2 separate regions of the Homo sapiens genome follow, and region 1 is linked to region 2. A link is a loop called in an ENCODE intact Hi-C map of the cell type or tissue named here. Cell type or tissue: stomach. All regions are shown on one strand. Region 1 overlaps MEGF11 (multiple EGF like domains 11). Region 2 overlaps MEGF11 (multiple EGF like domains 11).

Region 1 (5,000 bases), 51 kb before region 2:
TTTTAGTAGAGACAGGGTTTTGCCATGTTGGCCATGCTGATCTTGAACTCCTGGCCTCAAGTGATCCACCTACCTTGGCCTCCCAAAGTGCTGAGATTACAGGCATGAGCCACCACTTCTGGCCTAAATATATTTGTTTAAGTAAAAACACATTACTAAGATTATACTAAGATTAAAAAAAAAAAAACAGTTACAATCCCCCTTCTTCCTCCCCAGTGCAGATAAAACTGGGTAAAAATGAACTCTTTGGCATCTTTGAAAGAGAAGGAAGTCTGGTTTTCTCTTAATTTACCTTTGTTAGTGTACATTTTTTGTTGTAATTTCCACAGTAAAATGGAGGTGCCCTGGGTTTTGAATTTGGGTAGGAGAGAATAATTGTTTGGGATTAAAAAATCTCACGTAGCCAAGTGGTCAGGTGACTGCACCACACTGCTCATGGGTGACCCCTGTCCCAGCTTGGCTTCTAGCATAGCTGTAGGACTTTGGGCATCTGTGGATGGGGTGTATACAGGGAGAGAGAAGAACCTATTAACTTCTAAGATGGTCCACTGTATGGACTCCATGGATCAAGTCAGGAAACACTGTTCTGGGGGAAAAGGGGAAAAGTAGGAGCAAGAAGGTATGTGTATACATAGGAGTGGGAAGCTCATTGAGGGTTTTACGGTCTGGTCATATACATTGTCTGTGTGTCTGCTGGGGGTCTTTCCTCCCTGTTCCCCCTTCTTTATCCCCAGTTGCCTGCCTACTCATTTCTCCTCAGAACAAGGGAAAACTGGGGCCCCAGAAAGGCCTGGGAGACTAGCATCTGTTTGCTCACTGTCCCCAGTGCTCCAACAGTCTGGAGGCCAGGCCACTGCCTCTCTTCCTTGCACCTGAGATGCAAATGACTTCCTGTCCTTGAACTTTGGGGCACAGGTGCATGCCAGAGTCATCTCACTGTGGAATGCCCCCTGCCTGGGGCTCAGGGCTAATACAGATTGTGAGTCAAGCTGCCCTGGTGAGACCCAGCGAATTCCCATCCATCTCCTCCCACCCAGCCTCGTTATTCCTGGAAAGGCTCCTCTGGGGCTCTGTTGGATGTTGGGCAGGGGCTGCAGGAGGTGATTACAGAACAGTTCATTGTTCTCAACCAGCATGACTCACTCCTGTATGCATCAAGCCCTGAGGGGGAAGCCATTACTCTTGTCCTCACTCCAGCTTCTGAGTGAATGCAACTTCCCACAATCAGCCAGTTCTGGTCAAAGTAGGAGCAATCAGCAGAGCAGACTCAGCAGAGACTCGCCTCAAGATGTCCCGCAGTCAGTAATAATTAGCAATGCCTTTGTTGGTTGCTTGGTTTGTGAATGTATGTACGCGCCTTTATCCTTGAATGATTTTAGGATAGGTAGTCAGTTAAGGACTAATTAAAGGAGCCCTTTTCTGAGTGTTTGGAGACCTTCATTCTAGGCTCAGTAATCTTGGACATGTCGCTTTACCTTGCTGGGCCTCCATTTCCCTATCTGAACGATGGGAGGAGTAAATCAGTTTTGCCTGCTATTGGATGTGAGTATCCCCCATGACAGTGGATGTGAAACCGCATCCTCAGCTGTCCCCTCCCACCCCAGCTCTCCCTGCCCGGGGTCTTTAGGGAGGATATTGGGACAGCTTTATGAAAGTAGACTCTAGGGGCTGAGAATGGTCTCGGGCTCAACATAAACGTGAGGAGTGCTGATGAAGTAGTGCAGAACCACACCTGTGAGCTCAGTGGCATGCCTGCCCTAGTCACGTGGTCTCCACCCCCGAGAGCACAGGGACACGGGGCAGAAGCAGGTCCTGCTTGGGGCTCTGGATTGGCCTTCACACACTTCCACTTCCTTCCCAGGACATTGGAAGTGGAATCCTGTTCACTGAAATGTGAAATACTGGATGTTTCCTCTGCTAGGACTTAGGGGGCAGGTGGGGATGTGGAAAGACTAATCAGACCCCCATCCAGGAACCTGTGTTCTAGTAATAAGCACATTCACACTAGCAGTGAACACTCACTGAATCCTGGCTGCATGCTTCGTCTGACTTATGCCTCACAAGGGCCCATGGAGATGCACTTTCACTTTCCTCAATTTGCAGATGAGGAGCTGGAGTTCAAACAGGATTAGCGACTTGCCTGGGATCACAAAGCCAGCGGTGGTGGGAGACACTGAACTCTCATATTAGTTGATGAGCTTTGATTGAAGGGTGACCATGGAACCAGACAAATCTAAGTTCAAATCCTAGCTCTCCAATCCCCACACTGACTACTGGCAAGCCACTTATCCTGCCTGACATGGAACTTCCTCATCTGCTAAAACAAGACTTTGCTTATGAGAATTAGGAACATTATATGAGAAGTTCAAAGCCAGTGCCTGAAATACAACAGACACTTGGTGAAATGGCAGCAATTACCGGTAAGCTATGAGAGTAGTGGGGGAACGTTGCTTCCCCCATGCCCGTGATACCAGTAGGAGGGTGTTGGGATGAGCTGTACCCACGGATACCTGATGGATCAGAGCCATGAACGTGCACAACTGCTGTTCTAGGCAGGTCCACCCAAGCACCTGTGGGTCACCCTGAATGGTCGGTCTCAGGGGGCACTGTACGAGTGGACAAGCCTCTCAACATTTGGGGAAATGGAGATAGAGATGGGGGTGGGAAGAGAGCCTGGGCATTTTACATGTTTGTTTGGCAGCAGTGATAGAATCACTTGGGGTATGCATTGGTAAATTGCACTGTGGCTGCCCAGTGGGGGCAAAGAGCCCTGGACCAGAAAACAAGAAATGAGTTTGTAGCTTTAGCTCTGCTAACTTTCTGGGTTTCTATTTCTCATCTATAAAATGGGAATGAAATTCCCTGCCCATCGGAAACAGTGGTGTGGGAGCTAGTCATTCCAGTGGGAGTGCTTACAAGTGGAAACGGCATCGTTTCAGCACCTTGGACAGCCTCATGAGCCAGGGATTCAAGGCTACTCTGTGCCTTCTTAGAATCCAGGGTCCTCGCCCAGACAGAACACCAGGGTGAACAGGGATGGGAGAAGGCAGAGTGAGGGGTCATATGACACAGTGGTCAGGCCAGCAGAGTCCTGAAATACCTGTCTTTGTGAGGATGATCCTATCCAGGAGGTGAGGACCTTTCTTCACACCCCGCTGAGCTAGGGAATTAGCTGAATTGTGGATGAGGGGACTAAGTGGAGCTGTCCATCCACTTGCAGGTTGGCATCACATCACCCCTCTCTGTGGCTCCCCACTGCCCACCAAATAAACCTCAAATCCCAGGCCTTTGTAATATGCCCTCGAACCTAGTCTACCCTAATCTCATCTCCCACTAAGTCCTGCCACAATCTGTAGCACACATAACTCATTTCCTCCCCACACACAGTACAGTAGTCCCCATTATCCATGAGGGATACATTCTAAGACCTCCAGTGCCTGAAATTGTGGGCAGTACTGAATTCTGTATGTACTACACAATAAGAGATTAACAGTAATAACTAATAATAGAACAATTATAATAATATGCTATAAAATTTATGTGAATGTGGCCTCTCAAAATATCTTTAAAAAAAATTTTTTTTAGAGATAGGGCCTCGTTCTATTGCCCAGGCTGTAGTGTAATGGCACAATCATAGCTCACTGTAACCTCAAACTCCTGGGCTCAAGTGATCCTCCTGCATCAGACTCCTGAGCAGCTGAGAATACAGGCATGTACCACCATGCCCAGCTATTTAAAAAAAAAAAATTTGTAGAGATGGAGTCTCACTATGTTGCCCAGGCTGGTCTGGAACTCCTGGCCCCAAGCAATCCTCTCATCTTAGGCTTAAAATATCTTCTTGTATTGTACAAGCCTACTTTGTTGGGGTTTTTTTGTTTGTTTGTTTGTTTGTTTGTTTTGAGATGGACTCTTGCTCTGTTGCCTAGGCTGAAATGCAGTGGCGTGATCTCAGCTTACTGCAACCTCCACCTCCCGGGTTCACGCAATTCTCTTGCCTCAGCCTCCTGAGTAGCTGGGATTACAGGCATGTGCCAACACATCCAGCTAATTTTTGTATTTTTAGTAGAGACGGGGTTTCACCATGTTGGCCAGGCTGGTCTTGAACTCCTGACCTCATGTCATCTGCCCGCCTCGGCCTCACAAAGTGCTGGGATTACAGGCTTGAGCCACTGTGCCCAGCCACAAACCTACTTTAAAACCACAGTTGACCTCAGGTAACTGACACTATAGAAAGTGAAACCAAGGATAAGGGGGCACTACTATATGTTCTTTGGGGCCTCTGTGCTTTTTCTCAAACCTCTCTTTCTTCCTAGAATGCCCTTCCCATAGTCCCTATCGCATCTATGAAAATCCTTCTCAGCCTTTCAGGAAATCAAAGGCTGCCTCTTCCATGAAGCCTTCCCTGAATACTCCTCTCTTCGGAATTAACCATTCCATCCCTTTGTTTCCACTGTGTGTGGCTCATACTCAGGTTCTATCTCCCTAAGGACAATAACATGTTTCCCTCTAACCCTGGACCTCCTAACAAGCCTACAATGCCTACCACACAAATATCTTGCTCAGCAAACTCCCTGAAATGAATGAAATCCCTGGTAGACCCAATGCCCTTAAAGCAGAAGTTTCTGGAACATTCCTGAGCTTTACAGTAAGGACATTCATGGCATTTCCCAAGAGGCCTTGCCAGTAGGGCTGGGACTTGACTCTACCTGTTGGCTTCTCTGAAATTTATGTAAACAGATAGCTACAGTGGGACTGGAGCAGCTGACCCCTGACACACCATCTCCAGATTCTTTGAGCAGTGGCATGAGCTTCTGCCTTATGAAATTTTGTGTAGTGGTTTGCAGAGACTCTGGTGCCAAATTCTCTGCCTTCGAATACCAGCTTTGCTGCATATTAGCTGTGTGACATTGGGCAAGATATTGTACCTCTCTGTGCCCCTAGTTTCTTTTATTTCCTTTTGTGTGTGTGTGTGTGTGTGTGTGTGTGTGTGTGTGTGTGTG
Region 2 (5,000 bases):
CAAAAATTAGCCAGACATGGTGGCACACACCTGTAATCCCAGCTACTTGGGAGGCTGAGGCACAAGAATTGCTTGAAGCCGGGAGGCAAAGGTTGCAGTGAACCCAGATCGTGCCACTGCACTCCAGCCTGGGCAACAGAACAAGACTCTGTCTCAGAAAAAAGCGCTTAAGCCAAACAGATATGACAGCAGAGGTCCCAATGCATATCCTAAATCTAACAGTGTACCAGAATCACCTGGAAAGCTTATTAAAAATACAGATATTCACACCCCATCTCCTCAAAACTCTGATGCAAATCTAGAGTGGGGCCCTGGAATCTGCATGTGTGAAGAGCACCCTCAGGGTACCCTTATGCAGCTTATTCCCCAAACACTGGTCTAGACTGACCCAGATGTCCCTGATTACCGTTCTAGTCTTTCAGACCTAGTTTTACATACACCAAGACACAACCATTCCCTAACCAAGAACAGCTAGTCGTCTACAGTCCTTTTGGGGAGATGATTAGATGTGGGGTGAGCTCAGGGTAGGGGATGGTGGTAAGTACTGCATTCTGAACAAGACAGCGATAAGGCTGAGTCACTATCGGCCTTTGTTAGGATATACACAGCCCAAGAGAACTGTCTGAGGACAAAAGGTCATCCCCAGCCAGCCAACAGACATTACTCCCTTGGAAGCATTATTTTGGCAATTTTCTGTGTGTTTTGACTTAAACCATCCAAATGAGGAACAGTAGGTAAGGCTGAAAACAAAGAACAGTTCTATTTCGTGACTATGACCTGGCACCTCAGTTTCTTTCTCAAAAAGGTATAAGGATTGGGCAGAAAGCTCTCTAAGGGCCTTTCTAGCTGAAGAACACGCATGACTCAAGCATGAATAAACTCAGGACCAGAAACCCCAATAACTGAACACACAACTTTCCTATGCACTGTGTTGTCCTGTACATTGATTAGGGTGGTTACTTTCAGATTCGCAATCATACATGTAAAACAAAGCTCAGGAAAGCAGTGTCTCTGCCTCAGCATACATTTCATTACTATTGTGTAGAATCATATATCTGACCTCTGAGTGCAGGCGAGGGCTCAGCAGGCAGCCAGCCAGATCTTATTTTACCACTCTGGCTACAATCATCCTTTAAAAAGAAAAGAGAGCTATGTAAGCAAATGTACCAGCAGGTGTTGGGGACCAATACATCAGAATAAGAGAACTGAAAAAGAGGAAAATATGATGTCACAGTTCAGAACTTTATAACAATACTTACCAAAACATGGAATAAATCCCACTAATTGGCTAACGCCCCCCGAAATAAACACTTAATAAGCTAGTCTAGCACAAATGAAACTAGTTCCTAAAACTACTGGGCCAAACCAAATCAGAACTACTAAGAATTAAGAGTCTCAGTGTTCTCTGAACTCAGTGGGAAAAAGCCCTAGCCTAGGAGTTAAGGAATGTGGGTTGTAGTCCTAGTTCTTGCTGTATGGTGCTGACCAGGTCACAGCACTGTTTTCTGGGTCTTGGTTTCTTCCACTATAAAACGATGGGGCTGTACTAACAGCATCTCTGAGGCCCTTTCAAGCTCTGACATTCCAAAAGCCTTAGTCAATGCCTGCCCTTTCCCCTGTTACTTACTGAAGAACTCCACTCACTGTCATCCCGGAGGTTAAGGGAGACCACTTACACTGCTCAACACCCTTCTATTTCCCCTTCTCCCCCTAGCACAGTGATTCTGCAACAAACTGCCTCGTGTTCAATTCCTTGTCAGCCATTTCAAATTGCTATTCTCCATCGCCTTTATGATGCTGGAATCCTTGAGCCCACTGTTGCTGCCACTTTCCCCACCTGTGTGCTCGTTCCCATCTAACTTCCAAGTCTGTCTTTGCGTAAACTTGGGCTCTTAGGTAGTTAGGAGCCCAATGACATCCTGAAGATTACTTTTTAAAGCCAGTGTTCTGACCCCAAGACCTCCTCCTCCTATCTCTCAATCAAGAGAAGGATGCTAATTTATGGCCCAGGAAGAGAAGAGGCAGTGTGGCCTTCTATTAATAGTAGCAAGCCAAGAAGCAAGAGATGGATATTCGGTGCCTGGGTTTTTCCCTGACAGTTAAGTTGGGCCTTAGTGGAGGTTAGCATGCACCTAGAAGCCAAGGTGGGCTCAGATCCCACACACAAGGTGGCCCTGGAAAGTCACTGCCTCTCTCTAGATTTGATGCTCCCTTTATAAAATGAAAATGTTTAGTTCATCTCAGAAGCCCCCTCTGTCTCTGACAGTGTATGACTATGTGGGGAGGCAGGAACCAGATGAGACCAAATGCCAGGGCATTACAGGACCAAGCCGCCAATCCTGATGCAAATGACAAGCCTTGGAGGAGTGACTCCCAGAGCTTGGGTAGCCTGGGTTGATGCTTCCTCTTTCTTTGCAAAATGCCCTGAAGGGCTGGGACTGGGACAGGGGTGGGGCTATGAAAGGATGAGGAAGTATCTAAGAGCAGCTGGTTATTCTTCCACTCAACCCTGCCCTCCCCTCTTGCAGGCAGGTGGATGACTCAGCTGGAGAACAAAGTGGCTTCCTGAGGTGGAGTTTCCAGCTTGCCCAGCCCTTCCCCATTCTCCAGTCCCAGTAGAGATGGGGTACAGAAGAGTCCATAATTCAACACCCTTTTCTCACCACCCAGCCAACACATACATGCACTGCTCCATCCTCTGCTCCTGTATGGAAGATACTTCCCCCTGAGCTTAGCCCCTCCCCACAGACATCAACTTCTCTTTTATCCATTTAGGATCATCCCCTGCTCCAGAGCCAACAATTGATTCCCCAAAACTTTAAAGTAGCCCCGACTTTTCTGGTGAAAATGAGAAGAGGCACTATCAACTGGCCGAGGTTCTTTTAGGCATTGAACTTCAAGGCTCTCCTACTGCCCTAACTCAGTCATGGGATATCCACAAAAAACTTAAGAGCTTAGCCTTTTTCTCTCAGCTGGGCTTAGCCCCATAGATGAAAGACATTCCTTGTTAAGGGTAAGGTGTAGCTGCTGCAGATACAGTTTGCCTTTAGAGATATGGACAGGAGCCCTGGATAACAAGACACGTAGTGAGGGAAAACATCTTGATTGGTATCAAGAGAAGACAGGGGTTGAGTCCTGACTAAACTATTTACTAACATTAGGAATTATATTAGCAAATTTTCTGAGCTTCAGATTCCTCATTCTAAAGTAGAAACAACAGTCCTTTCTGCCCAGCCCTATTCACGATGTAACAAGTTTCAAATGACCTAATTGGAATGAAGACTATACGTGCTACATAAAGTGGTTATTCCTCACATGTTAGAAAATATGCAGTTGAGGCAGCTGCAATAGCTTTTCTTTAAATACTACTAGTCCTCAGCTTCCAAACCAGAAGCTCTGTGCCTTACTGCCTTACTCCTTGACTGGTGAGTTCAGAGTAAGGTGGAGCTGCTGCAGATACAGTTTGCCTTTAGAGATAAGGACAGGAGCACTGGATAACAAGACACGTAGTGAGGGAAAACATCTTGATTGGTATCAACTAAGAGACAATAGGGGTTCAACTACTTACTAACATTAGGAATTATACTAGCAAATTTTCTGAGCTTCAGATTCCTCATTCTGAAGTAGTAATAGTCCTTTCTGCACAGCCCTATTCATTATGTAACAAGTTTCAAATGACCTAATTGGAATGAAGACTATAATTGCTACATAAAGTGGTTATTCATCACGTTAGAAAATATGCAGTTGAGGCAGGTGCAATAGCCTTTCTTTAAATACTACTAGTCCTCAGCTTCCAAACCAGAAGCTCTGTGCCTTATTGCCTTACTCCTTGGCTGGTGAGTTCAGAGAACCCAAAGTGGGACAGATGGGCCATGCTGGGGTTCTTGGACTTACCACCACTTCCTTGTACTAAAAAACTAAGTACCCTCTAAGGGGCAAATTTATGTGGTTTGGGCAGGTCACAGTCAAGGGTCCAAGCAGCTATGTAGAAATGAAGTCACCTGTGCACATGGGGTCTCCATACACAGATGTGCCATCCTTGTCGACATCTAATAAAAATATATATGAAGTTGGTAGGTGTCTCAAATAAGTAACTTAGTGAAATCAGGGCACTAGTGCAGCATTTGAAATAAAAGTCAACCAGCATCTGGGCCTATATCTGGCCTCCCTTTAGGCCTTGCTGGTGCTAGCTGAGATCGTTCAGTGTCTCGCAAGGATGTTTTCTCCTTCTCTCTAGAGTCATATGCTAAAGAGGCCACAATCTTAAGACGTGACTAAAGCCAATATCCCTCTCTACTTCTGGGCTAAATTGTGATGGAAAATGCTGAGCCTGGTTCTACAGAGTTTGCTCTGCTAGTGATAAGCAGTGTGATCCTGAGGAAGTCAATTTCCACTCTAAATCTCATAAGCAATGACTTCCTCAATAAGCAATGAGAGGAGAAGGAGAGAGAGAATTATTGCTCTACCTATACCACAGAGTGTTGTGTGAACACTTGAAGGAACTAATGGCTGAACATATTTTTGTACAAGATTGAGGAAATACTATCTGCTGAAACAAACATCAACAGAATGGACATCTACTTTAACAGAAAAGTAAATACTCTTCCAACCAGTTGCCTTTTATGGGAGATAAGACTACTTGTGGTGGCACACATCTAGCTACTTCAGCCATACGGAGTGTTCTGCTTTCAGGGTCCCAAGGTACATCTAAGACATCCATTGAGTTACATTATCACTTTCACTTTTTACCATTTTCATTACTCTCACAAATTGGAGACAGCATAAATAGCAGCCCAAAATGTAAACTGTGGTAGTTCTAGTGACAGATCATCCAAGAATTTCACCATCTGCTACCTTTCACAGAAATTTAGTGCTGAGACGCCTTTTAGATCACTTCTATCAACTCAAGCAGCTCAGTGCTTGTGTCTAGATCCCTTGTCTAGCAGAGCTTCACAGAAGAAGGTCAGAGCTGCTAGATTAGAGTTTACTGCTCTTTCCAG

What was found. A loop is a pair of places that touch in the nucleus more often than their neighbours do. Peaks named below come from ENCODE experiments on the same cell type or tissue, not always from the same donor. Only the 100,000 strongest peaks of a DNase experiment are listed, where the experiment ranks them.
Region 1: a loop joins it to region 2, with 6 times the contacts of the local background. A loop is called at or near these places in 3 of 110 quality-filtered maps.

Annotation. Positions count from the first base shown.
Region 1 is chr15:65,950,586-65,955,585 of GRCh38, reverse strand. All of the region lies in intron 10 of MEGF11 (multiple EGF like domains 11), which reads left to right. Among named protein-coding and RNA genes, the nearest start is that of RAB11A, 84 kb to the right of the region's middle. RefSeq lists an enhancer at 1,279-1,792 and a silencer at 2,821-3,115. In stomach, no CTCF peak of the experiment used is centred here; a DNase peak (open chromatin) is centred at 2,935; H3K27me3 peaks cover 1,315 bases.
Region 2 is chr15:65,900,066-65,905,065 of GRCh38, reverse strand. All of the region lies in intron 24 of MEGF11 (multiple EGF like domains 11), which reads left to right. Among named protein-coding and RNA genes, the nearest start is that of RAB11A, 33 kb to the right of the region's middle. RefSeq lists enhancers at 1,612-2,403, 2,490-2,709 and a silencer at 2,406-2,570. In stomach, no CTCF peak of the experiment used is centred here; a DNase peak (open chromatin) is centred at 2,505; H3K27ac peaks cover 1,016 bases.